Linked DNA regions of Homo sapiens: region 1 is linked to region 2. Evidence: chromatin loops called from intact Hi-C (ENCODE). Cell type or tissue: HepG2. All regions are shown on one strand. Links, peaks and the distances in the headings refer to the core of each region. The heading gives the core; the rest is flanking DNA.

What was found. Hi-C counts contacts between places; a loop is a spot of excess contacts. Peaks named below come from ENCODE experiments on the same cell type or tissue, not always from the same donor. Only the 100,000 strongest peaks of a DNase experiment are listed, where the experiment ranks them.
Region 1: it touches region 2 in a loop (13-fold over the local background); 3 of 110 quality-filtered maps call a loop at or near these places.

What each region holds. Positions count from the first base shown.
Region 1 is chr7:132,189,276-132,205,155 of GRCh38, reverse strand. It overlaps PLXNA4 (plexin A4), which reads left to right. Exons shown (of 32, transcript NM_020911.2): 11 at 1,737-1,833; 12 at 2,320-2,510; 13 at 6,520-6,671; 14 at 10,977-11,094. Among named protein-coding and RNA genes, the nearest start is that of PLXNA4-AS2, 64 kb to the left of the region's middle. RefSeq lists enhancers at 2,409-2,946, 13,847-14,346, 14,347-14,848. In HepG2, for the core only: no CTCF peak of the experiment used is centred there; a DNase peak (open chromatin) is centred at 7,175; H3K27me3 peaks cover 1,392 bases.
Region 2 is chr7:132,239,935-132,255,814 of GRCh38, reverse strand. It overlaps PLXNA4 (plexin A4), which reads left to right. Exons shown (of 32, transcript NM_020911.2): 5 at 14,649-14,749. Among named protein-coding and RNA genes, the nearest start is that of PLXNA4-AS2, 13 kb to the left of the region's middle. RefSeq lists enhancers at 3,834-4,349, 4,350-4,867. In HepG2, for the core only: CTCF peaks have their summits at 3,659 (motif pointing right) and 5,936; DNase peaks (open chromatin) are centred at 3,684, 4,444, 4,804 and 5,974; H3K4me3 peaks cover 870 bases.

The sequences.
Region 1 (15,880 bases), core at 2,664-10,663, 50 kb after region 2:
TGATTGAGTTCTATGATGATCAAAGTTTCCACTGTGGTTTCTGCAGGGCTAGGAAACTTTGCTTTACTCTGTGAGCTCGGACCCTGGCCTTGGCCCGGGTGCCATTGGTCAAACGAGAGATTCAACGACGGGGGTACGTTGCAAACTCCTCCGTTGTGGGACAAACACCGAACCTAGCTCTCTGGCCCTGGCACGCGTTGCCAGGGAGGAAGTTAGAACTCTGGATGCTAGGGCAGAGCCAGGAGTGGCTGGAGGTACATCCCCCCGTGGTTGCTGTATGAGGGCAATGTCAAGTCACAGTCTGTTCTCATGGGAGCACATTCCGTAACTCAGGAATTTAGGGCAATTTTCTGCATCGAAGATTAGAACATCTCCTTTAGAAGCTCCTACAAATAGGGTGCAGACCTGTCCCTGCCCAGAGGCAGTAGCCCTCTGAGATTCTTCCCAGATGTGTTTTCCCATGTCCTGTGGCCACCCTCCCTGTCCATGAAGGTGCCATGGCCAACTTGGAGGACGGAGCCTCAGTGGCCTCCTGTGATATCCATCAACATCCCCCTAGCCCAGCCCTCCAAATTTTTAATTCAAATTAAATTTGAATTAAAACAGCCTGTAGGTCCTGCAAACACAGCTTCAAACCTGGTCCTCTGGACTAACTTCGTTCAACAAATTGCCAGGCCTCAGCCCCTCCCATGCAGAAAATCTGTCTCAATTCCATTCTTCCATCCTGCCCCTTGTGGCGAGCAGAGTCGGCTGGAATAATGAGAAAATCACCAGGTAGGGGTTGGAAATTGCTGCCCAGGGTGGGCTCTAAGTTCCCTCTGCTAACCCTCTTTCTCTGGAGACTGAGAGGGGTCTGCTATGGGAAGGCAGACTAGGGGCCATCATGCCTGGGGACTGCCCCCTCCACCATCATCTTCAAGCCAGCACCTCCCTCTTCTCTCCACCCTCCACCTCCTATCTCTCAGCCAGGTAGGGGAGCAGGACCCTGAGGAGCCCTCCGAGGACAGGAGCACAACAGGAATCTGGGCGTGAGCCTGGCTTTGAGCTGGTGACTGTCTGCAGCATCCAGGCCCAGATTTCCAGATTTGTCCTCCAAGGTCCTCAGGATTTCCCCCGTCACCAACAAGCTCCCATCTAGTCCTCTTCTCTCTTAACCCCCAGCCTCTCATCCCCCTAGGGTGTAGCTCCTTCATTTCTTAGTCTCTGCAACCACCGCCCTGCCTGGGAAGTGATCACCCCTCCCCAGGTCTTTGGTAAAGCATCCACCTACCCTGGACATTTCCTGGAAATTAGAGTTCCCCAATCTAATTGCAGACTTGGGAGGGCCTAGGGACCAGGGTTTCCCTGGGCAGCCAGAGAGGAAGTGGACTCCTCCCTCGGTTTTACCTCTCAGGAAATTCCAGGGGATGGGAGCAGGCCTCCTGCCTGAGACCCACAGGAGATGACCTAGTGGCTTGCTCCCATCTGCTCCTTGAGCTGGCATCCACAGGGGCATGCTTGGAGGCCTGGCCCACCCCTGTGTTATCTTCCACCCCCTCTGATATGCACTTCCCTGCCTGTACACACATGTGCATGTGCATACTTGTATGCACACAGGTAGACACATGCACACAAGCACAGTCTTGGCCAGTCTTTAGCCTGTGAGCTCTTAACGGCCGTAGGCTGATCATTTGGGCCCTCTCTAGAACTCTCTGTGACCCCACTTTCTTCTTTCCTCCTCCCCGACCTGGCTGCAGTATTCCTATGAAGGGATGGAGATCAACAACCTGCCCGTGGAGTTGACAGTCGTGTGGAATGGGCACTTCAACATTGACAACCCAGCTCAGAATAAAGGTGTGGAAGGGCTGGGGCCTAGCAGGGGAGGGAGGGGAAGGGATGGGGTAGAGAGGGAAGGAGCCGTCCTGCATTCTCGCGGGAGTCATTCTGCCCCCGCCTCCTAGTGGCTGTCCCTCTCCCTCTGAGCCCCTCCTTCACAGCCTCTCCACCATCTGTGCTTCTAGGTTACTTCTTGAGCATGGGCTCTGTAGAGCTTGACCTGGGCTGAGGGCTTCTGGTAGGAGGTGGTGTGCAGAGGACTTCCTGGGAAGGGCTGCTGAGTGCTGAGTGAACGGAGAACCCCAGAGCTTCCCATTTCAGTCCCTCTGCTCAGGCCTGGACTTTCTTTCAGGTTCTTTTTTGCATCAGAATGGCTAAGGGGGCAAAACTGCCTTTGTGCCCCATCACCCCAGGCTGGCACTGCACTCTTTGTCTCTCTCTGGGCCCCTTCTGTCCCCACTGCCATTCCCAAGCACCCCTTGTCCTTGCCCTTCCCCTCTGCAGTTCACCTCTACAAGTGTGGAGCCATGCGTGAGAGCTGCGGGCTGTGCCTCAAGGCTGACCCAGACTTCGCATGTGGCTGGTGCCAGGGCCCAGGCCAGTGCACCCTGCGCCAGCACTGCCCTGCCCAGGAGAGCCAGTGGCTGGAGCTGTCTGGTGCCAAAAGCAAGTGCACAAACCCCCGCATCACAGAGGTAAGCCGGGGTCGGGCCTCCTGCTCCAAATGGGCAGGCTCCAGGCTGCTGTGCCACACCCTGTGGAAACTCTGCCCAGCCGTGGTGTCGGTCACCCAGTAGTCACTGGGTGGACTTGGTTGCTCTGCCTGGCTGGATGGCACCCTAGTTTTTCTTCACGGCTTCCCCAGAAGCTTAGGCTTGGATCAGAGACTCTTTTTGGGGCTCGACTATCCTCAATGAGGGGCCCAACTGTCCTGTTGGAGTCTCTGAGGAGCTGTGTCAAAAAGGACTCAGTCCTCGCCAGCCCCTTCCTTTGTCTCTAAGAGCCTCGGTGGCAAGGCCTGAAGTTCCACCTTTGGCATCCTCACCAAGTGTCAACCCGTGATTGGAGGTGGCATGGGTGTTGGGGCACAGCCTGGCTCTGGGGAGGTGAAGAAGGTCACAACAGAGAGGTCTTTGAACTCCCCCAAAGCAAGCCCTGAGCTGTAAGATGGAGCACAGTTTAGGGGGACCAAAGGGACACAGGCCATGGAGCAAAGACCTGGGGGAGGAACACGGTGAAGAGCCAAACACGCAGACACTGGGTCCCAGAGAATAGGGTTTGAATCCAGGCTCCACCAGCTGTTTGCTGAGTACCTTGGGGCTAAATCACCAGTATCTCCACACCTCACCTTCCTCACATGTGCGGTGGGCCTGAGCGTCCCTCTCACATGGGAGCTGGAAGGATTTCACACGCACCTACAGGCAAGGTACCTTGCTCTGGGCCCAGCTCATGGGGATCTCACCAGCCTCCTCACTCATCATCATTGGTAAAATCATTCCCAGGGATGTCTAAGCCAAGGAAATCACTGCCCCTGGAGTTCATTTAAGTAGTCCTGTCTCTTCTCCTCCCACTCCTGCACTCTTCCAGCAAGGCTGGAGTCCCTTGCTCCCTCTTAAAATAAAAAAGAGGGCTGCATCTCTCTCTCCACATGCTCCTCCCCCATGGCACCATGTCATCTGTGGCACCATGGCATCTGTGCCTCCAGCTCAGGGCTGAGCACACAGTAGGTGCTCAATACCTCTTTACCACTGCGGATGCTGGTCAGGATTATGAAGCAGCAGGAAGAGGGAGAAGGAGAGAAGACAGAGACTCAGTCTCTGCCTCAGTGAACAGTGAGGACGAACTGGTACCGGGCTTTGTGCACAGTTTCACAAATGCACACAGTATATGATCACTTAACAGTGGCAGGCACAGTCATAGGCCATATATTTGTGTGATGCCTAATAGTTGCACCACACCTTTACACCCCTTACCTTGTCAGTCCAAACAACTACCTGTTCTATTAGGGTCCCAGGGCTGCCGTCACAAGGTACTGCAGACTAGGCAGCTTGCACGACAGAAATGGATCGTCCTGCCGTTCAGGAGGTAGACGGTCAAGATCAAGGTGTTGGCAGGGTCGGTTCCTCCTGAGGGCTGTGAGGGAAGCATCTGTTCCCCATCCCTCTCCTTGACTCGGAGATGGCCATCTTCTCCCTGTGTAGCTTCCCATCATCTTCTCTTTGTGCATTCCTCTGTGGCCAAATTTCTTTTTCATTAGATCATATTGTACCAAAGCCCATCCTAATGGTCTCCTTCAAATTTGATTGCCTCTCCAAAGACCCTGTCTTCAAATAAGGACACATTCTGAGACACTGGGGTTAGAACTTCACCCTGTGACTTTGATGGAAACACAATTCAAACCCATAATGTCTCCCAAGGCCAGGGTTATCATCAGGTTATTATTCTCTTCCAGACAGAGGCTAATGCTCAGAGAGGCACACATACTCTAACCAAAGTGTCAGTAACATGGTCCTGAATCCCAGATCTCCTGAGTAATGTTCTCCTAGGTTATTGTTCTCCTCCACTACAATGGTGAGACTTCATACCCCCACTCACAAATTGTGCACGTGCACCAGGGATGTGTGAAAGCAAGAAGATTCTTGGCTTTTGTGGGCCTCCTACACATTTGTGTGTGGGCTTTTGTGGGCCTCACCCAGCAAAGCAGCCCCTTGGGGTGGCCCTCAACATGTGCCCCATGCTTCAGACCCTTTATCTTCCACATTCCTGGCTATACAGGCTCTGAGAGTTTCTCTCAGTCCCCACTTCAGTCTTTTGCATGGTAGGAATCTAAACAGTGATTCTCAGACTTGGAGGAAATATTTGCAGAATTAACCTACAGAATGATCTGGAATAGGAGGACAGGTGGACCTCTTCTCTCCTCACTGCCCCTGACCCCATACCTGGGCCCATGTCCTCCCTTCCCAGTCCCCACCGCTCACCTTCACACCTGCTCTGTGGAACGGCTCCTCCCAGAGCCCTCAACAAGAAACCAACCCAGGGGGCTGCTGCGCATGGCAGTGTGTCTGGTGCCATCAGTGGGACTTGCTTTCTTCTTGGCCTATGTCCAAGAAAATCACAGGGAGGAGACGGCAAATTAAACATATCTCCCTGTGACAAAGGCTATTTACTGCCTCCATACTGGTGTTGGCCCTAGGGGAACCTGGGAAACGAAGGAGTGGGCCAGAGATAAAACTCCTTTTTCAGTATGACAAGCCAGGGCTAGAATATCATGGAGACACTGCTGCCAGATGCCAGTGGCACTTTGGGGACTGGCTAGGCAGGCATTTGGGAAGAACACAGACTCTCCCTCTGACCTTCCCCACATCTGTCCACCTCCCTCTCATAGAAATGGGCCTGTGTCTCCAGGGAAGCTGTTTTTCCACTGCAATGGGAATATACTTATGCACAGGCTCACACCCCTGCACACGCTCACTCACAATCACACCAACCCTCACGGGGATGTGTAGGAGGTGGGAGGTAGCTTGACTGTGGCAGGTAAGCAGTCTCACCTGGAGAAGCTGCCACTTGGTGGGGAGGGCAGCACAGCCTAGTTCCTTCTGCTTCCCCCATCTTTCACCCTTACCCCAGGATGGAATTCCCACTTGTGGCCCTGCAGGGTTGAGGAGAGTTGGATATGCTGAAAAGGGGTAGAGATGGACTCTCTGGGCTCCTTCCATTCTAATCCTGCTGACATTGGCTAAGGTCCAGGTGCTGGTGCTCATAGGCACCAGGAATGGAAGCATGCCCTTCTCTGGTCCATGAAACGCCAGGATGAGATTGTGTTAACTGTACAGCCCTCACCTCAAAGCAGGCACTTGGATGCTGAGTCCTCACATTTTAATCATGGGTTTTTGACACTGATTTAGGAGGGAAAGCCAGTACACTTTGACCTGTGTACGAGGGTAAAATTTAAATTAAACCTAAATCTATGTGGTACCAGGCCAAACAACAACGGCAAAGGAGTTGTGACAAATGCTCATAGTAATTCCGGAAAGATGTTTGGACAGTTGTAGGTTTTATCACATGACAACGCAAGACATAAAGATGGTTACTGAAAAGCCCACAAGGAGGGAGACAGACCTGCTCTCAGAGACTCAGGATCGGAGGAGGAGGGGGCTGGGAGTGGGAAGGATGAAGAACAGGCACAAAGAATTGTTGCCATGTAAGTGGCACAAAGAAGGTACCTTGGAATTTAAATGGAGAGAGAAGAAGAACACAGGGTTATGGGGCAGTGTCATTTGAGAAGGATCTTGAGAGGTGGGTAGGGTCACATAGGTGTAGGGGGCTCTGAATGGATAGGAGGGGTTTTTATTTTCCTTGAGAGTAGAACCAACACAAGCAAATGCTAGAAGGCATGAATCCCAATTTTCTACGAATCACCCGGTAGCATTGCTGGTCATGTTCCATCCTCTCATCTCTTCTATGAAATGGAAAGATGTACCATGGGCTTTGCATACTGCTCCTAGTGACACACACAAACATGGACTGCTTTCCTAGAAGCTACTACCCATTGATTACCGCAGGCTTTGGGTGCCCTTGGTGACTTCAAGCCACTCAGGGACTCTGGGGCAGATGAGACAAGAGCCAGCAGCCTCTCCTTGCCTCATCAGCAAGTGAGTGGCAGTATCTTGGTGTTTGTCTAATTATTTCTCTTCCTCCCTCCAGATAATCCCGGTGACAGGCCCCCGGGAAGGGGGCACCAAGGTCACTATCCGAGGGGAGAACCTGGGCCTGGAATTTCGCGACATCGCCTCCCATGTCAAGGTTGCTGGCGTGGAGTGCAGCCCTTTAGTGGATGGTTACATCCCTGCAGAACAGTAAGTGAAGCTGCATGCAACACAGGAGGAACAGGGGAGGGAAGACGGGTTAGTATTAGGGATGTCCTGGTCAGCAACTAGGTGCTCTCAGAGCTTGTTGTGGGGGAAAAAGGAGAACCACCCCAATATTTTAGAGTTGGAGGGTGGACTCCCACAACTCCCCGCCTGCTCAGTTAGCTAGCTGCCATATTGGGGAAAGTGTAGAGAGGGAAAGGAGAAATAGCTGAGAGAGAAAGGTGACTGTTACCTACTTGGGGCATAAGGCCGCATGGAGGGGAGACAAAACAAAATGAAAATCTGCAAGAGAAGTGTAAATCCAATTCCTTCTGCTGTCCTCAACTTCCCGCTCACATCCCCCCCAGCACTGATCCTGTGCTACTCTCTGTGGAGACTGACAATGAAATTCACACCCACTCTGAGGCTTGTGGGTGCCTTAGATTATTTTTCTCTTTGAAAGTCTGCTGGCCCACTGAATGGGTCATTCAGCAAAAGACCTTGACCTGTAACCCACCTAGTAGAGGAGGTTTGTGAATCATGCATGGCCTTGTAAATAAGTAAGCACCATTTTCCAGCCCAGCAAACACAACTATGAAATGTTTACCAGCATCATAGAATCTATATTCCATACCATCTTTGTTGCACTTCCTGGAGTGAAATCTTGTCACTTGTGCTGTATGCATAAGTTATTGACTCTTCGCAAGTCTTCCCCTAGGTATGTGAGTGCAGTTTCCATTTCTGCTTGCTGGGTCTTGCCTAGATTTACTAATTCTGAACCATCAGTACAGCCATCCTCAATTCCTCCTGATTTCCATGAGATCTCCCCAAGATGCTCACAGCAGATCAGATGGTTTAAGGATCCAGTCTTGGTAGGACTCACCTCTCTGGTCCATCACCACTTAGTTACCAAAAGATCTTTCTATGGCTCTTTCAACTTTCTGACACCTTTCTAGAACGAAACCAAACTAGGCCACTGCTAATATATTGTGATTTGGAGAATTTTAAAATATCCTACTTTGGATTTACATAGCCAGATATCAAAAGTATTATTATAAAGCCACATGATTAAAATATTGTGATACCAGTTAGATCAGTAAAGTAAGATAGAGGACCCAGAAAAAGAATGCTAATGCATACAAATTTAGTATGTAATAGAGGTGATATTTCAAATCACCCAAGGAAATACCATTCAATAATTGATGCTGGTTAACTCCCTGGAAAAAGTACAATAGCAGATCCTTATTCCACATTACACACCAAAATAAATTCCAGATGGATTAAAGAGTTAAGTTTAAAAAAAATGAAACTGTGAAAGGATTAGAAGAAAATGCAGGTGGAAATTTATTCAATTTCAAGAAGGGGAACTTGTGCGAAGTATAACAGCAACAGAGGAAATTATAAAGAAAAAGATTAGGGGATTTGAGTACATAAAACCTTAAAACTTGTGCATCAAAAATCATTGCAAGCAAAATAAAAATGTGAATGATAAACTGGGAGTATGGTTATACCCTATTACAGTTAATAAATACTTTTTCTTAATATATAAAGAGCTTTTATAAATAAAAGGCAAAGATCACAAAATGATCAAAGAGCATGAACGTACAATTTATGAGATAAAAAAGAACCGAAAGTCATACGAAAAATAAATGTTTAACAGCAGTAGTAATCAATTAAATGCAAATTAAAACAATAGGGAGTGGTTTGTGAAAGTTAATGCCTGGTGCAGGAGAGAGTCATGAGAAGTAGCTGACTCCTTCACTCATGGTGTAAGGGGAAATTGGGACAAACTTTCTAGAAGGAAATTTGGAAATGTGGGTTAGAAGCCTTTAGCCTGGCCATCACACATCTAGAACTTTCCCTAAATAACCAGAATTCACAAATATTTATTTTCAAGAATGTTTATTTCAGCCTTATTTATAATAGTAAAAACTCAGAAGTGATTTACATGTGTAAAAATAGGGAATTCCTCAGTTCAATAAATTATTGTATAAGCACTGGAAAGAAAACTACACAGCCATTAAATCTGATATTATAGAAGAATCATGACCAGACATATACTCAAGGTATATTAAGTGAGAACACAGGTTCTTGGAACACAGGTTACAAAGCATAATATAGAGTTTTGAATCAGTTTTGTAAAAGAAAAGCAAGACTGGCCACAGAAACACCAAAATGTTGACACTGGATATTACACATGGGTGCAAGGCAGCGTGGCATGGTAGGTAGGCAAGAGCTTGGACTTCACAAGGAGATTCCTGGGACTAGAGCCCTGGCTCTGCCACTTACTTACTGGGTGAATGTAAGCAAGTTGCTCAACATTTTATTTGTCTCAGTTTCTTCATTTATAAAATGAGGATAATAATGGCATCTACCCCATGGTCTTATGGAAAATTACATTCTGAATGGTGCAACTAGTGGGGGTTTCAGTATGACAAGTGCTTTTATGTACTTTCTATTTTGTTTCAAACACCAAACATGCATTAATTATGTGATCTGGATAGAAAGTTATTATTTGTTCAGGAACCTTACTCAAAAGTTGTTTCTAAGAGAAACATAAAACATAGAAGCCGTAAAGTTAAAGAACAACCAACTTAAACACACAGATACTTTTAAACTTTAGTGTGGCAAAAGACATTGGAACCACAGTTGAAAGATGACAAGCGTGGAGAAAATCATTGCAATATTTATAACAGACAAAATTAATACTCCTAATTCAGACAATCTATCAGCAAGAAAGAGGGCTTCAACAGAAAAGTCAAAGGAAAGGCTATATGAGATCTTAAAAACACACCCATGTGAAAATTTATGAAACCTCACCTGTAATTTGCAAAATAAAAATAAAAATGAGATTTTTTCCCCCATTATATTGGAAAAACCTTAAAAGGATTGTTCATATCTGGTGTTGGCAAAAGAGTGGGCCATCAATAGAAGTGCATGGTCCAGACTTCTTGGAACATTATTTGGCTCTACCTACCAAATATTAAATACACAAACCGACCCAACAGGTTCCTTCCTTAGAAATCTATCCTACTATACAATGCCTAAGGATGTGTGTGTCAGTTGGTTCATTTTGCAGAATTATTTGGAGTAGCAGAAAAATCAGGACAACTAAACGTTCATCAATAGGAAGATGGTTGTGTAAATGATAGTGCAATCATCAGATGAAATACTGTGAGGCTGCTGAAAAGAAAAAAGTCGAGCCGTGTCTACAGAGACAGGAAGGAAGGTCCATGCTATTGTGCTGAGCAAAAAACAGAAGTGTTTATAGCAGTGGATATGTTATGTTTTGCTTTTATTTTAAAAAAACACATATATCTTTCCTTACGTATGCATGTTTATAAGTGTAATTGTATATATGTAAAAACACATTTATGTTCATGTGTGCCTGCATATGAAATACAAATATAAATATACATATGTGTGTACGTATATATGTGTATATGTATGCAAATATATGTATTGGGCAAGTTGCCTAACTTTTCTTTGCCCCAGTTTCTTCATTTGTAAAATGAAGAATACATATACATATATACATAGATATATATACACATATATATTTATATATTATGTCTGCAAAGATACATACATATACACACACTTAACTTTTAAGTGTATATATAGTTTTAAGTTTTAAGAAGAATGGGGCACTCACTTTTTACTGCCATACTCTGTACTGTTTGACTGTTTGATTATTTTCAAAGGGTATAAACAAATTTTGTAATCAAAGCAATAAAAATTTTTAGAAAGGAAAAAGTTCACACACGCATACACACACATACACACACACACTCAATTATCCCCTCACCCAGCCTGGAGGCTGGCTGGGAAGCAAAAGCACTTCACTGAGGCAACCCAATCATCGGGAGCAGAAAGCTCCCAGGTGGGGACCAGAAAACCTTAGGTCTGTTCCAAGTTCTGGTTTGACTTGCTGCAGCCCTTGGGTAAGTGGCTTTGCCTCTCTGGACTCTGCCAGCCCTATTCCCTAAGGGTTTTGGCTAGAACATGCCCTCCAGTCTAGTTGACAACTGAGTAGATAATAATGAATTAGGGACTGAACATCTAGGGTCAGAACACAGGGACCCTCTTCTAGGCTCCCTCAAAGGAGATCCCATAGGTCAGTTTTCGTCATTGCCTGACAATTAAGGAGAAGCCCCTGCTAGGAGGAATTAGGATATCTTCCCCTTCCTCCCCTACCTGGCCATCCCTGAGATCCTACTGTGGAGAAAGGGACCTGGGTAGGTGCTGTGGGGTGCAGGGTCTTGGCTGGAAGTCCTGTGACCCATGGGATTTCTCCTATCCTCCCTGCAGGATCGTGTGTGAGATGGGGGAGGCCAAGCCCAGCCAGCATGCAGGCTTCGTGGAGATCTGCGTGGCTGTGTGTCGGCCTGAATTCATGGCCCGGTCCTCACAGCTCTATTACTTCATGGTGAGTCTTGGCCAGCAGTGATCTGGCTGGGTGCAGGCCACAGAGCTCATTACCATGATTGCTGGGCCCCTCTAGAGCTCTGTGAGCAAACCCAGGGCAAGGGCCTGCCCTGCAACCTCCCTCAGTTCATGAGACTCCTGTCTTATAGTGAGTGAGAGCACAGCCTTTGAAGTCTGGAAGACCTGGATTCAAATCCAGACTTTTCTGTGCCTGGCTGTGTGGTTTCAGGTAAGTTGCTTTAGCTCTCAGGGCCCAGAGTCCCCAGGTGGGTGCATGGCAGTGTGGCATGGTAGGTAGGCAAGAGCTTGGACTTCACAAGGCAACTCCTGGGATTTGATACCTGGCTCTTCCACTTGCTAACTGGGTAAATGTGGGCAAGTTGCTCAACATTTTGTTTTTGCCTCAGTTTCTTCATTTATAAAATGAGGATAATAATAGTATCAACCCCATGATCTTGTGGAAAATTACATCAATGTATTTATGACTTCTAGTATCATTTGTTTTATTATTTCTGTGGTTGCCACCATTGCTTCCATTTTCTGGCCTGTCCCTGCACACTTGTGGCCCATTATGCCATCCTATCTCCCTCACACTACTCCTTCACCCCAGTGTCTTAGTCTGTTTACTGCTGCTGTAGAAGAATGCCTGAGACTGGGTAATTGATAAAGAAGAGTCATTTATTTGACTCCTTGTTCTGGAGGCTGGGAAGTCCAAGATCTAGGGGCTACATCTGGCAAGTGCCTTCTTGCTGCGTCACCTCGTGGCAGAAAGCGAAAAGTCAGGAGACTGTGTGCAAGAGAGCAAGAGCGGGAGAGGGTGGAACTGCCTTTCATAACAAACCCACTCTTTGATAATAAACATCTTCCTATGATAGTAACATTAATCCATTCATGAGGGCAGAGCCCTTATAAACTAATCACCTCTTAAAAGTCCAACATCTCAACACTGTTAAATTGGGGATTAAGCTTTCAAGACATGACTTTGGAAGATGCACTCAAACCATAGCACCCACTCACCATTATCCCTATTTCATGACCTCATTAACCCCTGCCCACCTCTCACCTGCATACCCAATCCATTTCCCTCTACCCACACAATTGCCCCCACCTCTCACCCTACCACCCCTTTCCCCATCCCATGGCCTTTCTGAGGATCTCTCCCCAGTCCTTAAATTCCTTCCTGCCTGGAACCTCTCATCCCTTCAAAGGCTGCCTGACAAGTAGTTCTAGGGGACAGAGGCTTTTGGAATCTCTCAGCCTTGTGATTATGGAGATGGTGGAGACATAAACACATTCCCTGCCGCACACACCCATCATTTTAAAAACTAAACCTCTCAGATTAATGACAGCTGTAATGGTATAATTTCCTCATGATTCTGAGCTGCTTTTGGAAGCTGGAAGCCTGAAGTGATGGATTTTATGCCTGGCCATCATGTGCCCTGAAATATGTCATGGGGAGTTTGGCTTTCATTCTCCTTCCTCTCTGTCTCCCTCTTTCCTCCTTCTGCACCCCCACCCCTCGCCTCCATCTCTCTCTCCTCCTTTCCTCTCTCCCTTCCTTCCTTCCTTGCTTCCTTTCTCCCTCCCTTCCTTTCTTCCTCTTTCTTTGCTTCCTTCCTTCCTCCCTCCCTCCTTTATCTCATCTGCCTTCCTCCTCCTCCTTCTTCCTTCTTCAACTGACAGCCATTGATCACCTTGCACAATGCCTCTCACTAGATTATTTAATGAGTGCTTGTTTAATTGAGTTGGATTTTATGACTTGATGGTTCTGGCTGTGGGGGTTAATGGATGATGAATAAGACCCAACACAGCACCTCCCTCAGGAGGCCTACAGTCTAGAAGGGGAGGTGAAAGCAACTGAGCTCAAGTACTTGACACAGACTTGAACATGGTCAGGGCCAAACCTTAGAGAAACGTGAGTGTCGTGCCACACCATGACTGGGCCTGCATCTGCTCCACCTCTGCTCTCCGAGGGCCAAACCCCCTCTGGATGCAGTTGGCTGTCACAGAATGCACATAGGAATTCATAAAATTAGAAGAATACGCACATATAATGGGGTTCATGGACGAGTCATTTTCCTTATTTGTTTAGGATTTGTACCCACCACCTTCTCCTGAAAGCATGAGGGAATTTCCAAGGTGAACCCAATAGACATTAAGACAACTAATGAGAAATGTATATATATTTGTATATAAAGCATGCATATATATGTGTGTGTGTGTGTGTGTATATATATATATATAGTATATGATATAGACATAGAGACAGAGAGAGAGAGAGAGAGAGAGATGGAGAGAGGAGGGATGACATTCGCCAGGTATTTGCTAAAATTGGGCAAGAAATCTGGCTTTGAAATTTCCTGGCAGCCAAAGTAAAACGGGAGGAAACTGCTGCATGGCCAAAGCAAGCACTGGACTTCCTTGGCCAGCCACTGCCCAGAGCAGCTTTCCATCCTGAGGTTCTTGGCAGTGATCCTGAATGATAAAGTGGACAGGGCTAGAGCCACCTCCAACTTACTAAGCTGATGCTTCTTTTGAACCTTAGCTGCCTCTGCCCTGCTTCCCCAGTCAGGCCCCTCACTCCAGCGGCTCAATCAAGGCCACCATCACCTGGCTGTTCACTTTCATCTCCACTTGGCCCACCCAGGCTGTCAGCTCCCATAAAGAGTGCATCCTCCTCTCTTGCCTATTCCCATCAGTGATCCATCCCCTAGGCCTACAATCCTGTTGGGCTGTGGCTCAGCATCCCTTCATTCCTGACATCAATCCATCACCATGTCCCAGAGTCTTCCTTTTCCCATTCTGTTTGCCATCACAACGGCCTCCTTAAATCTTTCCCTTGCTTTTCTCTCTGAACCTGTTGTAATCCATCTACCATCATGTCAGCCGCCACCTCAAGAAGAGCCAAGGCTCCCCCTCCCTGTAAAACATTGCCCAGGCTCCTCTGTCTGCTTCCCCATTCAATCCTATTTTGCCAGCCTTTGCATGATCTGCCACCTTATCTTCTCTATCTCCTTCTCTTGGTTGCACGAGCCATATCCTCCTTATTCGTCAAAGTTGTGCTCGGGACCCAGTCCTCAGTCTGCGAATGCAGAGGCCTGAGCTGTGGATATCCACAGGCCCTGCACCCCACCCCATTTACTGGGACTCCAGACATCTGACTGCATCACACCGCTCAGTGGCTCCTCTTTGTGCCCTGCTCCTCGTCAAACCAGTCAGTCTTGGGAGCCACTTGCCTTGGCCTGCCACCTGCCCAGAGCAATTTTCCATCCTGTGGTCCTTGGCAGGGACCCTGGAGCACACAGTGGACAGGGCTAGAATCACCGCCACCTCATTAAGCTGATGCTTCCTTTAAGCCTCTCTGCCTCTGCTCTGCATTTGCAGCCAGGCCCCCACCCCTGAGGCTCCATCAAAGATCAGCTGAAGCCCAGGACTTTCTTTTCTTTGGGATCCCCACAGTGCATAGGCAGCGCTAAACCTCCGGACACAGGAGAGTCTCCTGGGGTGGGGTGACCATTAAACAAAATGCCCTGGACCTCTCCCTGCCTCCTGCCAGGACTAATTAAATCCAATGCTACAGATCCTGGGTAATTCTGAGATGCAAGCTGGGCTGAGGCCCCCTGACCTAGGAGAAAGGATGTTTCCTGAGTAGCTCCCATGTACCAATGCACTCAGCTCTCTGCTTTTATTCTTATAATGAGCCTGTGTGCTACACATTGGAAAGTCTCATCTGCCCTCAGGAAGGGTCCAGTCTTGGCTGTGTGATTGTTCCTACCCTGGAGAGGGGTGTGATTGAATTTAGGGTATTAAGGGAGACTTCCTAGAAGAAGCTGGAGGCAAAGATGGAATTTGTATAATACAAATAGAATATAATTTTCCATGTGGATCTGAAGTGGTGGGAGGCTGTTCCCAGCATAAGGTCTAGTGCACCAAAAGATGGGAACAGGAGGGAGAAGGAAGAAGGTGGGTGGTGAGCAGGAGAGACTGAAGCAGAGGCAGGTCAGGACAGATGACAGAGGTTGCCACAGGCAAATATGCATTGATCTGGTAGGTCCCTGAAGCTCAAAGATTTGTCATTTTTCTACTTAAGGGACATCTTTGAGGAATGGCTCTGGTGCCACATGTTCACTTGGGAAGACTTTAGGAAGGAGATAGTGCTAGGGACACCAGTCTCTTTCTCTGGCCCCTTGCATTTAAGGGTTGTGTCATTGAGGCCCACCCCCATCCCTCACACAGAGTTTCTAGGGATTCCAGGTGGGAGTGAGGGACAGAGGTCCCCATGAGTCTCCGCAGGGGGTTGAGAAGGGACAGAACCCCCATCTATCACACTTTCCAGAGTCTCCGAGCCCTCATGGCCTTCTCATCTACCAGGCAGCTTGCAGGTGCACTCTTTGGGCCCTACACAGAAGCCCCTAGCTCCCCTGGAGTTCTGAGACAGCCAGGAAGCTCTTTCCCCAGGACTTGGGGCATGTTGGGGAGACCCTTTTTAGTACCAAGGCTAGAGGGAAGATTTGTCCTCTCCCACAATCAGGCCAGACTCCAATTTGTGGGTTTATTCATCAAAAACCAAATGCCAAGACCAAGAGGCCCCAGATTAACACCCTGGGCTGTCACTAGCTGTTCCTAAAGGTCTCCATGCAGGGAATGCTTTCCCCCTTCCCTCTACCTCCATTCATGGAGCCAAGTGAAGAGGTGGCAAGTAATGCAGAATTTGATTTCCTGTGCAAACCCACCGTGAAATATTTATGAAGCATGGCTTGAATAATTAATAGCTTCTCACAACTCTA
Region 2 (15,880 bases), core at 2,887-10,886:
AAGCTCTCAGAATAGCTGAAGAGAGGAGAGAAAGAGACAGGGAACTGGTTGGAAAGTTCTGGGGCTGTGCTGTGTGGCCAAAGCCCTATTGATAGGGAGGGGTTCTTTAGGCCTGGGGATCACAGGGCATCACCCAGTGGAGTCAGTGGTCAGGTTAGGAATAAGACTGTGAGATCCCATCACAAGTTCTCTTCAGTTCTGACTCCTTTTCCAGCACTTACATATATGGTAACTGAGGGCTGAAGTATTCAGCAATCACAGGGACACATCTGGAAACCTTTAAAGTTGAATTTTAAAATTGAACTTTGCATTAACGTGAATGTTGTCTGTCCCAGGAAAAGCAAACCCAAAAGATGAGTTGGCCATGGTGGTCGTGCCTATAAGGACAGATGCTGGGTGTTAGGTTTGGATGGTCTAGGACTGTGTTGAGTGTTTTACATGTATTATGTCATTTAATCTGCATAGCTTTCAGAGGCTTGAGAATGTTGAGTGCGCCTGACCAAGCTCTTAAGTGGCAGAGTTAAGATCTAAGCATCAGCTCTCAGACTGCACAGCCCAGGTCCCAGCAGCAGCAGGTCCCAGGTCCCCTGTGACCCACAGACTCCTGACTAACATTCAGTTATTAAAAGCCTCCACCTATCTGCTGCCCCTCCCTGTGGGCTGCTACACTTTTAGATCCTTCTCCCAGGTTCTCCATCTACTGAGCTTGTCTGTCATAGGCAATGGCATTTTGGTATTGGGGGTTGTCTGTTGCTGTAGCAGAGGCCTGAATGGACAGAAATAGGGTGGCTGAGACTCCCGGCCTTCCCCCAGGCCACCCCCCCTGAGAATGGGCCCAAATTAGCCTGGAATTAGCCTCCTCCTACCCCATCTCCACCCCAGGGCCAGCAATTATTTCTGAGCTCACTGAACCCCTAGTCTAAATATAGCTCTAATAGCCATTTCTCATTTTGGAATGGGGAATCTATTCTGAGCCTTAGTCGGATATAGATCAGACTCCCCAGATGCGCAAAATGTGAAATGGATGCATTATCCGTACCACCACCACCACTCACCCCTTGAAAACGAACTTCCTAATGGAAAGCAACTGGCCTACTACTACAGTCCGGTGGGGTCAGCTCCTGGCAGATGGAAGCGGGAAGCTCTGCATTACGTCTGCAGCCTAGAAAGCATGAAGGCTGGCACAGCGCCGCTGGGTCCCCTGACTGTCCTCCCAGTCCCACACAGAGAAAGGCAAGAAGGGACGTTGCTGAGCACTGACAACAGGATTTAATCGTCACCTAATACTGCTCCCTTTATGCATAGGAGGAAACCGAGGCTCAAAGACACATTTTTGATAAGTGGCTGAGCCAGGAGTTGAATCTAGGACTTCAGAAGCCTGTGCTCTCTCCATTCTCTCAGAAAGGATGTGCACACAACCCTTTACTCACCCTCACAATTGTTTATGTTAATGATAGATAGAAATGGCCACAGTAAACTCTAGTGGTTTCATAATTCATCATTAGAAGTTGCGACAATTTCCTTTCTTAGAATTCAAAGTATATTTCAGATTGATATCACTGTACTTTTTTGAGATCACAAGAGCTAGGGAAAGGGCAGAGCTGAGGGTCCCTATCATACAGATAGATGAAGTAACCAAGATGAGAATAAAATTGAGGGAGATCCTGGAGTGACACTCCTGGAGATTTTTCCAGCCTTAAGATAGTTAGTTATGATGGAATCTTCTGGCTTGAAAGGACAATAGAGATCAATTTATGTTGAACACTGAAAGCTAGACAGATGAAGACAATTGCTAAGGGCTTGCAGAAGTAAGGAACGGGTCTAGGATTACAGCCCAGGTCCTAGGACCCCCAGCCCAGTGATGTCCCAGCACACCATGACTCCTCCACATGGAAACTAAACTGATGCACACATAGTGCGTGATAGCGTCTGCACATATGGGGGCTGTAGGCAGAGGTGCCCTGGTCCTTGCCCAGTAATTTCTGTGGAGAGATGGAGTCTTCTCCATGTTGGGTGGAATTGGTGTGGGTTTTCTGCAGGAAGCTTCTGGGCGGACAGGTGACATCACTGAATAAGGCATTGCCAAACAATGACTTTCCCACCCAATATGGGATAGTTAATTTTATAAGGAGAAAACTCCCCCATGGCCCAGGGCTCACTTCTAGGGTGCTACTGGTCAGAAGGTGAACCAAGAGGGAGAGACCAAGCAGACAAGAGCCCTTTCCATAGTTCCAGAATATTAGAAATCTTGTGGGTATAAAGAAAAGTTGGGCTGGGCATGGTGGCTCATGACTGTAATCCCAGCACTGTGGAAGGTCAAGACAGTCAGATCCCTTGAGGTCAGGAGTTCAAGATCAGCTTGGCCAACATGGTGAACTCCTATCTCTACAAAAAAGAAGTACAAAAAAGAAATTAGCTTGGCATGGTGGTGTGTGTCTGTAGTCTCAGCTACTCAGGAGGCTGAGGTGGGATAATTGCTTGAACTTAGGAGGCAGAAGTTGCAGTGAGCTGAGATCGCGCCACTGCACTCCAGCCTGGGTGACAGAGTGAGACTCTATCTCAAAAAAAAAAAAAAAAAAAAAGAAAAAAGAAAAATTCAAGCTGTCACCCTAAAATAAATTTTGAGCTGCACAGTTAATTTAGTTTAAAAGACTAAAGGTTAAAGCATCTTTAAAATATTATTTTAATTTCCCAAGTCAATAATACCCTGTCTGTGAAAAATTCAAACTCTCCAAAGTTAACCACTGTTAGCAAATATGTAACTCTCTCTCTAGAAGTTATTCTTTGCACGAGGTTTGCATATATATGTATACACAGCTGCACAGTTGTCTTTTGAAAACAAACATTGAGTCTTAATATACCCTTTTTATAAAATTTGTTTTTTTAACTCAAATATGAATCATAGACATTCATCCATCTTAGTACATACAGACTATTATCTTAGAGTGTAGATGTGCCACGATTTTTTTAGCCAGCCCCCTGTGGATGGATATTTAGGTTGTTTCCAAACAGACATTACTACATACAAAGCCACAGTGAATATCCACAGCCAACCACCGGTGTCTAGGTGCTGGTATTTCTGCAGGAAAGATTCCAAGAGGAAGACTTTCTGGGTCATTTTAGGTTTTAGTAATAACTGCCAAATTACTCCTCAAAATGGTTGTGCTAATCTAAACACTCACCGACAGTGCATAAGGCATAAAACCCTTTTAGAGGCCAGGCATGGTGACTCACGCCTATAATCCCAGCACTTTGGGAGGCTGAGGCAGGTGGATCACGAGGTCAGAAGATTGAGACCATCCTGGTGAAACCCTGTCTCTATTAAAAATACAAAAATTAGCTGGGTGTGGTGGCGTGCACCTGTAGTCCCAGCTACTCAGTAGGCTGAGGCAGGAGAATCGCTTGAACCCAGGAGGCAGAGGCTGCAGTGAGCCACAATCACACCACTGCACTCCAGCCTGGGCAACAGAGTGAGACTCCATCTCAAAAAAAAAAAAAAAAAAAAAAAAAAAAAACTTTTAGAATGCTGTCATTTTAACAATTGTCCTTTCATATTTGAAGAATTACTGGAAGATGCCCTCAAAGCTGTATCTCTTACTGAAGAAGATACATTTTGCCTGTGTCCAGGATGACCCAGACACCAGAGGGCCCTCTTTGTCTTTCCCCAGCAGCAGGCTTGGCCCTGATCCTGCAATGGAAGCTCATATAAGTTCAGTAGAGTTAGGTGGGTACCTTGAGACAGGAGATAGGGTGAAACGAAGATGATTTAGAATTCCTTGGGTCATCTGTCGTCTCTGCCTCCTTTCTAAGCCAGCAGCACCTGGTCTTCTGAGAGTGGGGCCCTATGTTGATAAACCTAGAAGGTTCTCCTTCAGGAATATCAGTTTCCAATCATTTGAGCACCATAACTTTTCCCAGAGTCAAATCCCTTTTTGAAAAAAGATGTTTGTTTCCTAGCCAGAGAAGCCTCATACCCAGCCTTGGTTGCCTGCGAGGAAAGATGTGTTTATTTGCACACAGTCTCCTGTGGTCCAGAACACTTCTGCCCCCCATAGGTGTGTGCAAATGCTACTCCTGTGCTGAGACATGCACATCTGGGCACACCCCCTTGGGCTGCTGTGCACTCATTCACAAAATGTATCATTTACACACACTGTTTTTTTGTGGTTTGAACAGCCAGAGCATTGCTGGGAACGCTGGTCAGCAGAGCCCTTGCTAGAAGGAAGTCAGAGAGAAGGGTCAGGTGCTAGATGGAGAAGGGAGTGCCTGCCCAGCCTGCCCTGCCACTTCCCACAAGGAGCCAGTGCCAGCCAGCTAGGGAGCCTCAGCATATGCCTGGGGACTAGCTTGGCTCCGCTGCCTGGGCCAGGAGTTAGGTGTCACCGTGCCAGCCCCTCCCCGCCTTCTTCTTGGCTGCAGAAACAAAGGCTCCCATTGAGCAGGCTGTGCTTGGGAAACACACAACAGTAGGTTCCCGGTCCCAGTTCAGAAGGGGCCATAGTCTTTGTCTGTGTCATTTGCTAAAAGATAAGCCAACCGATACTTTTCTCCAAATTTTAAGGTCAGTTAAATTAAACATTTTGTGGGGGTTGGTGACTTGTATGTGTGTGATGTGTGTTTAATTCTAGGAGTACAGCTGATGAAGAACTTGCTTGACAAGTTTTTAACTTATGTATTATTTTGAAGCAGTGTTTACGTAGCAGTAACATGAAAGTTTCTAATAAAATACCCAATGTACACAGAGTCAAAAAAAAAAAAAAAAAGGCTGGAACAGGAGCAGCACTTTGATCCCCAGGACAACAGCCCCTTCCCACCTGCTGGGCTTGGGGATGGGGAGGGAAACTTTCATTTTTCTCCAGGATGTGGGGCCCTGAGGCTCTGCCCCTGCTTCAGCCCTGACCTTAAGATGGGGTCAAGAATGAGCATTTTGGCCAGGAGTCAGTATCTAGGGACTGGGTATCAAATGAGGAGTGTTGGTAGCCATGTAGCCTTGGACAAATCCCTGCAGCAACTGAGCTTCATCTGAAAAATAAGAGGATTGGCAGCTAGAATGTTTCCAAGGTCCCTCTCAGCTTGTTAACTGTGTGAATGCCAGAACACTCCTCTCATCCCCCATTCCTTTGGGCCTCCATGTTGGAGGGGTTGCTCTGGCTGCAGTCTCCTCTGTCAAATGCATAGGATCTGCCTAGCTAGAGAATCTCACACATTGCAACCCCGCAGCCCTGGAAGTCAGGAAGTCGGGCCTCCTGAGCCTGTGTGTGAATGTGAGCATGAGAGCTCAGAGAAAGGAGAGGATTTAACCTTTACACTAAGAGATTAATCTGTGGCAATAATCCAGAAATGATAGGTTTTAGAGTAGAGCCAAGGTTGCCAAATAAATGATCTCCAGGGGATTCTTGGAACACGTACAAGTGTAATAGGAACCACATTCATTCATTCACTTATTTATTTATGCGTGCATGCAAGCATTCATTCACTTTTCTCATTTACTGCGCATGAGCTGAGTACTAGGTATAGTGGAGTGAAGAGAGATGACTTCGCACCACCCATCACAGGGGCATTTTATCGGAGGCAGAGGCTGGAACAACAGAGTTGCCATTAGCATAACACTAATACATTCATATGTGTCATCCCAATTATTCTTCAAAACAACCCATCAGGGTACTTAGATGAGGAAAAAGAGGCTTGATGAAGTTAAATAAGTTGTCCAAGTCACACAGTGGTGGCAGATCCAGGATCCAAACCCAGGTCTGTTTTTCTCTCAGATCTCTGCTTCTCACTTGTCCCTGAGATAAAACTATTTCAAACTCTATTTTTCTCCCTAACCACATTTGAAGGAGTAAGAAAACCTCCTGGAGGAGGAGGCTGTGCTGAGACCAATTGTCATTCTCTCTTCAGGGCTGCTACTTGGTGATCTGCCCGTAGGTGGGGCTCCTCAGCCCCTGAACTCAGCCACACCTTCCTGGCAGTATAGTAAGTAGCCTGCAATGCTGTGAAGTTTTCAACACAGGACCTGTGTTCAGCAGAGGGACCAGAGGTTTCTCAATCCCCTGTACTATGTTCCGGGAGCCAGTGGTGTCTGGCAGGCCCGAGGGCAGGCTCCAGCCCCCAACTTCATTTCAATTTCCACCTTTGCCACCGCCCTGCTGCGTGACCTTGGGCAAGCTGCTCAGCCCCTCTGGGCTATGGCTTTTCCATCTGTGCATCAGGGAAGGGGATCGCTCTCCCGCTTGGCAAGGGGTCTGGCTAATAACGATCACGTGCCATTTTAGCGCAGCCCACACTGGGAAGCCTGAGGATGGGGTGATTTCTCGACGCTCTGCAGAAAGCACGCTGAGAGCTCCTTGCCCAGCTTCCCAGCTACTGCCGTTTGCTAATGAGGACCAACATATGTTGATGATTCCGGCGTCGGCACTCGCTCCTTGGCTGTCCGAGTTCCCAGAGCAAACTGGCTTCCTATTAGGCATTTATTCTTATTAATAGCAACAAATTGCAGCCCTCCACAACATCTGCTACTTTTCATTTACAAGAAGCTTCCCAAATCATTTGTATTGGTAGTATTTTGTGACCAATTCTTTAAGGCAGAGCAGGACTGGATCCCCCTAATCTGAAAATGAATCCAGTGAGGCATGAAAAATGGGAATATTTTGTTCAAGGTCACCCAGACACACAGATTAGATTACAGCTTGGAACCTCAGCTCCCCAAGCCTCATGCCCTGGGGCGGTTGCCTTTGCTATTCTAAATATCATCAACCTTGACCCCAGAGGTCCTGCCTAGAGGCAGGTAGGGACAGTGGTGGTAGCCAAGGCTGCTGCCCTTGACCCTGTGCCTCTGTCTGCCGTCAAGTGAGGCCCAGCTGGATTAGCCCCATGGCCCAAGCACCAGCAGGAGGAATTGCAAAGCTCAAGGCAAATCATTCCCAAGGAGTTTTTACTGCTGCCAAGTAGAAAAAAAAAAATCATTTTCTGACACTGGGGTGGCCAGATGGTCAGTACAAGGGGTCTGAAGCACATCTTTGCTTCTGGACAGCTGACCACATCTGGAGGGCTGCATTCTCTTTCCAGAGTCTTCTTTAGTACTTTGCTGAGGGGCTAGACCTTCCTGAGATCTGTAGATCTATGACCATAGAATTAAAAGAGCATGGCCAGCGTGGGAGGTACTGAGAAGGGCCATTTATCACGTTAGATCTGGCTTTCAATAATTTCTGAACTTGTACAAGTTACATACGCCATCAATGTTTGCATGACCTATTTGAAGCACAGGGTGGTAAGAAGCTACCACACTGCAACCTTCCCCCTCCTCCATTTGACTGACCTCTCCCCTCTACCTTTCACGGGACCTTTGCATCCTGGTGTAACTTTCTGTCCAGCACCTGTGTATCAGCTAGCTATTGCCACAATAAAGCTTTGTAACAAACCAGCCCAAAACTCACTTGCATACAATAGACATGAATCCTCACACCCATGGCTCTGCAAAGCAATTGCATGTCAGCTCCCTAAGCTCAACTCAGCTGGGCAGTTCTGCTTCAAGCTGCTGCATCAGCCAGGGTTGTCTCCTGGCTGTGGTTTGGGCTCAGGTCTCTCTCCATGTGGGTTCATTTGGGGCCCAGGCTGAAGAGGAAACAGCTATTTCGGGAAGCTCTTCTCATGGCAATGACAGAAGCACAGAAGGCAAAGATGAGCACATAAGCACTTCGGAAGCATTCATTTGCCTCGTGTTTCCTACCATTCATTGGCCAATCGAGTTCTGAGGCCATGCCCAAAGCCAAGAAGTGGGGAAGTACACACCACTTGTCTATTCACCATGAGGCCATAGGGGTGGAGACATAAAAGTCTTCTTTTTAGGGAGTGAAGAATTGGGACTCATAATACAATCTGCCACAGCCTGGGACCAGCCTTCTGGCATCTGCCTTTCTTACCTGTTAGCCAGGTTCAGAAATACCTGCCCCCTTTGAGCAAAGAGAATAGGAGTGACAGGGTTCCAGGCATGTGGAGTGACTTGAAATAAGCACAGCTTCTTGAGCCACTGCTCAACCACAAATTGCAGCCCTGGCAGTGAGGGCCTTGGAGCCATCACAGGGAGACTCCACAAAACCTTTATGTGGTCCCTGGCCAGCAGAAATAAAGCTTGGAAAGGCAGCCAGTGGTGACCAAAGGAGATGAAGGCGGGTGGAGATGCTTTGAGGAGCTCCCCAAGACCATGCCACTAAGACCCATGTGTATTACTGAGCTAAGAATTTGCCAGAAAAGGACTTACTTTTCTCAACTCTACTTCCTCTGCTCGGGGACAGTGACAAGGAAGGACAGCATGAGGTACAGCACCAAGTGCAGCGTCTGCACAGCTTGACAGTTCCTCCAGCAGCCTCTTGGAGTTTCTTAATGGGTCATCTTGCCTCTTTTTTTCTTTCTTTTTTGACAATTTTGAAGGAAATTGGGTACTTAAGAAACCTTTTGGACATTTAAATTAATTCCAACCATCAGGCTCAGTGTAGCCATCGTTGCATTAGCATCCAATTATAAGAGTAGAAATGGAGTAATAACTCACATTTTGACCATAATGTCAAATGCTTAAACAAATTAGAGATACACACAGAGACTGCATGCTATATCTGTGGAACATTTCTGAATGTAATCAGCAGAACAGCAGGCACCCTTCAGAATGTGAGCAGCAACAGGCAGAGTGAGACCCTATTGCCAGAGGAAAGCATCTTTCGAAATATCAGAGAAACCAGGTGGGAGTTGGGCAATGGGGGCCAGGACTCAGAAGCTGTAAAAATTCCTCCAGCTGCCATGGAGGACCCCCAGGCTCCCAGGTCCCCAAGCAATGGGCTCAGCTCATCAGATGGAGAAACTTATGAAGACCAAGGCCATGACTTAAAATCTGATTTGGGACCCTTTGCTCTCTTTTCAGTCATTCATTGCCTTGCTGTGCTAGGCCATTGTTTTGTAAATTTGTGGCCTTTGGAACTGGACAGGTTAGGAAGATGGTGATGAGGATGATGATGAGGATGATGATGATGATGATGATGATGATGATGATGATGATTGCATGTACAACAGCAAATGATAATTCTATTTACAATCATTTAAAACCAGACCAAACTACATTATATTATTTAAGGAAGCTTACCTTGGTGGCAAAAGGATAAAACCACCCAGATTCCCAGAAAGGTGATCTAGGGGGAAAGGAAGTGTAAATGGGGAAGGGCACATGAGTGATTTCTGGCCATAACTGTGAATGAAAAATACCAAAGGAGAGCTTGAGCAACAGCAGGAGGATTTTCTAAAATCAGGGGCCATTTGACCTCTTGTGAGTTATTTGAATTGAGAGCTCCTCGTCTAGGCCTTTTGGAATGGGTGAGAGGTAAGGAAAATTTCCAGGAAGAACAAGGCTATGGCATTATTTTTCCAAATCAGGAAACAGGTATCCAGACCTTGAGAACAACAGAGCCAGTTATGTAATGATACATGATAGGAGACATTTATCCAAAACCCATTTGAGATTACGTTGAAAAGAATAGTGATACCTATCTTTTGACTGAAAGATATCAGAATATTTCATAAAGATGATTGTATTAGTCTACCAGCAAAAGCCGTTCCCCTTTGACCCAAGGAGCTAAGCAGAGAACAGGTGTTTTCATATCCATGCTGCCATGCCGAAGATGAAATAATTTGTCAAGTCCACTCAAAAGGATTATTTCAACTCTTTTATTGTGGTAAAATACACATAAAAAAATTCACAGTGTTAATTATTTCTAAGTGTGCATTTGTAAGTACACTCACATTGTGGTGCAAGCATCACCACCCTCCATCTTCTGAACATTTTCATTTGCTCAAACAGAAAGTCTTTGCCCATTAAAGAGTAACTCCTTATTCCTCCCTTCCCTAGTCCCTGGCAACCACCGTACTACTTTCTGTCACTATGAATCTGACTACTCTAGGCACCTCACATAAGCAGAATCATGCAGTATTTGTCCTTTTATGTCTGGCTTATTTCACTTAGCATCATGTCCTCGAGGTTCATCCATGTTGTAGCATGTGTCAGAATTTCCTTCCTTTTTAAGGCTGAATAATATTCCATTGTATGGATATACCACATATTGTTTGTCCATTCATCTGTTGATGGATATTTGGGTTGCTTCCATCTTTTGGCTATTGTGAGTAGTTCCACTATGAACCTGAGTGTGCAAATGTCTCTTTGAGATCCTGCTTTTGGTTGTTTTGCAGGTGTACCCAGAAGCAAAACTGCCAGATCGTATAGTAATTCTGTTTAATTTTTTGAGGAACTGCTAAACTGCCTAATAGGTTTTTGCACAAAGCCAGGACGATGTCCCAAGACAATGTTGTGCAGACCCTACCCTAACCCTGCACACAATCCTTCTCCCCAAGCACAGTTTATGCACACATGGAGGTCCCCAGAGGTGATGGGGCTCCCATCTCTAGAAGCAGCGAAGGTGAAGTTGCAGCCACATCAATCAACACCTTTGCTAGAGTCTGGTGGCCAGGGGACAGACCTCAATATTTTGTGGTCTCTGAGACAATCTATCATTATGGCAGCTTAGGTCACGTCACCATCTGATTTGTTCTCCAAACAGAAGTCCCTCCCCCGCCCCTCTTACTTTCTTTTTTCACCTCTTCCTGTGGTCTGAATTCCCTCACTCAGTTAATTAGCATGCCTGGCACTGCAGCTTAAGACTTTAATCAGCGTGGGGTGGTTTTAATTAATCGTGTGGCTCTGCATCTGGAGTGGTTTGTGTTCCAGGGTCAGGAGAGGAGCTGGAGTTGGGGGATGGGAGAGGCAGCTTTGTATGGTGTAAGGCTGTGAGTGGCAAGTCTAGGTATTTGGGGAAAGAGAATCATAGAGACAAGGTGGCTCAGAGGCCATCTGGCCACCTGTGCAACATACTAGCAAGGTGTGGATAGTAACTGGGGACATAAGGGAATACATTTATACTAAGCTAAATGGTTGGACTAAATCCAGTTTTCAAAAGTGATTTAAAGTATTAGAAAAACTTCTGATGCTTTGCAGAATTAACCATGGGGTACAGAGTGAGGCAAAGCAATGATAGAGATGGAGAGCTGTGCAGCCAGTCTGGGAGGCCTTGGCCATGCTGGAGACTATTGCCTGATGGTGGGGCCTGGGAGATTTCCCTGGTTCTGTCCTTCCTTGGGAAGGTCCTGGCAAGGTGAAGGAGGTGGCACCTAGCTCTCAAATAATGGTAACCTTTCTACTTGGACTGTCAGAATCCTGTTGGCTCCCCAATTTGAATGTCCACACTTTAAAAAGAGTGGAGAGAACCTAGATCAAGTTCAGAAGAGAGTCATAAAAAATGGTTAAATCATAAATAGAAATATTCCGTAAGGAAAGACTACAGGCAGTTGGGTTGTTTACCTTTAAGATGAGAAAGCTCTAGCTGCCCAGATGATTGTCTTCAAGAGAAAGTTTTCTTGAAGGTAGACCTGGTGCCATTGTTATACATGTCCATGAAAACCAAACAAGTGAGATGAGGCTGACCTGAGAGACTTTGTCAGAGCATTAACAAGGAGCTTAGGATGTTAGGACTGAGAGGGAATTCAGACCTAACGCGCCCAGTTCCTCATTTTTCAGATCATCACAAAGAAGCCCAGGAGAGACTTGTCCAAGTTTACCCAGGAAACTGGGGGGCAGAGCTGTGGCTGGAACCCAGGACTCATAATACCTGTGCAGGACTTGTGTCCCTGTCTCACATGGACCCACCTAAATGAAAAGCTAAGAAAAGCAGATAGCTGTTCCAGAAGCTAATAAAGATAGTGAATAAGTCCTGGAAATGAGATAACTCCAGGTTTCATCCAAAGTGTGGAGCAATGAATGGCTTAGGGGCAAATATCATAGCTCAAGGAGGAAATGACACTATCAAGGTACTAAAAAAAAAAAGTTCTCCCAGGTCTGTTGAACTCCTGACAGAGTTCCTGAAGCCTTGGAAGACTGTCAGAGGAGTTTTCTGGGATGTCGGGGAGAGGTAAGTGACAGTACAAGGAGGATTGGGATATTAATGAAAAGGATAGCAGCGATCCATCATAGCCGTCACTTATAAAGTGCCAGACCATTTACAAAACCATTGCATCATCTGTGCTTTGGGAAACTGTGAATTGGGGTGGGGGTGGGGAGGAGGGATTTTTATCTCCATGTTAAGCCAGAATTTGAACCTAGCTCTGAGGGCTCTTGCATTCTTTCCAACCCAACAAAAAATGACTCATGTTTAAAATCAGGAGGAGGGACTTGACAATTCCAGGGTATGGACATTATTAAACACCAGTTTCAAAATATTTTAAGAATCTGAATGCAAAGGTTTTTGAGAATTTCAGATTCACCAAGCAGCTGGCTCTTGACTTGATGTGGAACATTCCAGAACATGCAGCCACATTCCATCCAAGGTGGATTATAGAACTTGTCAATAGGAGAAACTGAGGAGGATGGTAATTAAGTTTAGAGCGAGAAAATGCTTTTGATTGAGCAAGGCATGATTTTCTGTTTAAGCCTATGCAAAATATGGAGTGCTAGACAAGCAGCTGGAACATATGAAAACATTATTGTGTACTTATGTTTCCCAACTTTCACCATTTATGGCCCCTTTTATTATTTTTTCCCTCTGTGCATTATGTTTTGAAAGATTCTGTCTACTAAACAAACTGCATTTATTAAGTAATAACATATTTCCTATTTTTAATATGAGACATACATCACTGAGTATGAATAAAAAACATAAAACAGCAACAGTTCAATTGCCATTAGGCTTTGGGAAATATTGAAAATAGCGTGTGGACCTCATTACCACTCATGAATTACTAGGAGTCCAGGTACTTTGGGTTAGGAGCCACTATTTATATGCTTACATGACTAGCATGTCTATGCTCACTTAAGGAGTAGGAAGAGAAATTAAAGACGCAACAGAAAGAGGGCAAATTCTTGGCTGGTGTGGAGCCAGTGTGGGTAATTTGTAAGGAACTAATTGTTAAGGTTAATTAGTAGGATAGGAAGGTCATATGTAGGCAGACTCCAGGCACGGCTCATGCAGATTACATGAGCAGTAATAAAAGAAAAGATAAAATTCCAAATGTGCAAAAAAGACATCTGAGAAGGTGGAGGAAGGGCCACCAAGGTCAAGGTCACTGCCGTCAGAATGGGAGAGGTAAGCTAAAAGGTTGCTTGAAAGAAGTGAAAGCGCAGTGTGGTCATTAAGAACGCTCAGTGTGTACTTTGGAGAACAAAAAGATGCATAAAGGGAATAAGAAAGTTAAGGGAAAAGAGATCATGTGGGATTTGGAATTAATTATTAATTAATTCCAAAAGAGAGTTGGAGACTAATTGAGAAGCTCTGGTGCCAGTTTGCCTGTGCGTGAGTTACAAGTAGCCCCTGCCAAGCAGACATCATTTTACAGAGGCACATGCCCCATAAAACAGCAGGGGAAACACTGCCTCTGCATTTGCTCATGTAACAGAGAGGGTTCAGCCAGGTCAGCACAGTTTATAGTTTTCTGTGCCTGTTGTATGATGGCAAGAAATTTAAAAGGATGGCCACATCAAATTCTCTTAGCTCAAGCTGAAACATCAGGCAGGATTCTCCATTGAGATAAAAAGGTATCCCAACTGGAAGAGGATGATGTAAAATTAAAAAAAAAAAAATACTTTTTGTAAAGAAAAAAACCGGCAAAACGGAGAATAAAGACCAAGGTTATAAAAAGAAAATAAAAACTCCGTTTGATCCAGTGTATCATTATTAAATACCTACTATGTAGCAAGTGCTGGCAAGTTATGTAAAGAGACATCAAGGCAAAGCTACATTGGAGAACAAAGAAATTCAAAAGATATTTAAGAGCATGTAGGAAATGGAAGCATTTGGGCTAAGCAAAAATGTCATGTGGAACATTTTACATTAGCAGGCGGCTGGTGAAAGCTAATATAAAGTTTTGGGTTGGAGAGGAAGCCTCTAGTCATGAAAAGAGTGTGGGTAGGAGGAGAAATAGCAGCAGATGCTCTTTGAAAGCACCATAGTGAAAGCTTTTAGAGCCAGTTGGCCAACATTATGAGAAAGAAAGAGCGGGCAAGTAACAGCTACAGAGTGAGCTTATGATATCTTGGTAAATGGCAAGGAGGAAGAGAAAGAGAAGGGTCTTGGTCTCAGACTAAATGCTCTCTGGAGCAGCAAAAATGACGAAACTTGAAGGAGGACTGGAAAGAAGGGGAAACACTACAGAAAAAGAGAAACCATGAGAGAGTGAGAATGACCATTTGCACTTGTTACATTGATAGGAAACAAATACATGATGAATTGGCCATTTGTAGAGATATTTGGTGGTTTCAGAGGTAGAAAACTTGAAATGAACACTGTGTAAATATCTTTTCTGACAACTTAGTATGGACTGTATGGAGTCTGTATTCATGGAGACTGCTAAGAAAATAATATGGCTGCTTGTCTCCCTGGATGCATATGTGGCCACCTACTCAAACATAATCACTCAAGTTCCCTTCCCACACTGGGCTCCAAGCACCTTCATGCTCCTGCAACATTTCAGGTGATACACTTGATATTTAGAGCAACATCTCTTCTGGTACACTGCTGGGTGTTCTGCAAAATCTTGACCACCTTCTCCCTATCCTGCTGTCCTAGCTCACCAGAGTCCCTGTGGAGTCCTGTGGTCAGTATCAGAGCTGCGGCGAGTGCCTTGGCTCAGGCGACCCCCACTGTGGCTGGTGTGTGCTGCACAACACGTGAGTACCATGGGGAGGCTGCCTCGTGCCTCCCACTTCCTCCTGGTAATTCCCTTCCTCTGCTTCTCTGTCATCACTGCCCTTCCCTTTGATCTGTCTTTTCTCCTCAGCTATTCTTGCTCTTCCTTCCTTGCATCCTTTCCAAATGTTATCTCCCTTCCTTTGTTCTTTCTGACTTCCCTTTAAATTTGCCAAATTCCCTTAAGAAATATATGGCAACGGTGGCATGGGAATCATGACAGGTCAGGATATAGTTGTCATGCTGGGCAATCATACATTGGAGGGCTGGAGGAAGCAGGATTCCTGGACTTTCCTGACTGTGGCTTACTGGGCTAGAGACTGACTTTCCAGGACTGAACACCAGGAAAAAGGCATTGGATCTTTTTTTCTGTAGCTTCTTACTGGCCCCGAAATCATAAACAAGATATATGCTGTCCCTTTAGTGATTCCACATCTCCTTAACATCTACTTCAACAGCTCCAAAGGATTTTCTGGTTTGGGTCTGCAGTTGAAGTGTGTAGCACCTGAGGACCCTCCCACTGCTGCCAAACACCCATTAGCTGGCTGTGAGTGCACTTGGGCTGGAGTCACTGGGCCAATAAAGCCCGGCCTGAGTGCTGGCCTCTTGCCAATGTGCCTCCTTTTGTGTGGCTCCATTTTATTATTCAGAAGAGGGAAGAAGGCAATGGCATTATAGTGGAGGTAAACAGTAAATAAACCAAAGGGCAGGAATAGGGCTCAGACAACCAGAAAGCTGAAGGCTTTTCTTTGGGGATCCGAAGACCCTTGCCATCAATACCTGGAGAAGCCAACGAATGGTTGGACCTCACTCTGATGAAATTTGATTCCAGTCCAGCTATTGTTGTTTCTGGCCAACAATTGAAATGTGCCACTTTGTGAGCTGGATCCAGACATTATAAATTAAGAAGAAAAACCTTAGTCTTCCTACTAAGAACCTGAACTACATGTGACCAATGACATTTACCAATAATTTTCAAGTATAAGAAGGTGGGGCAGGATCTTGTCTTCTCCCCTCCCCTTTGCAAAGAGTGCCCTTAAAATTCGGAAACACCCTCTTAAACTCGAATACATCTCTGGGTGGCAGTCTCAGGCATAGTGAGTCCTTGAGTT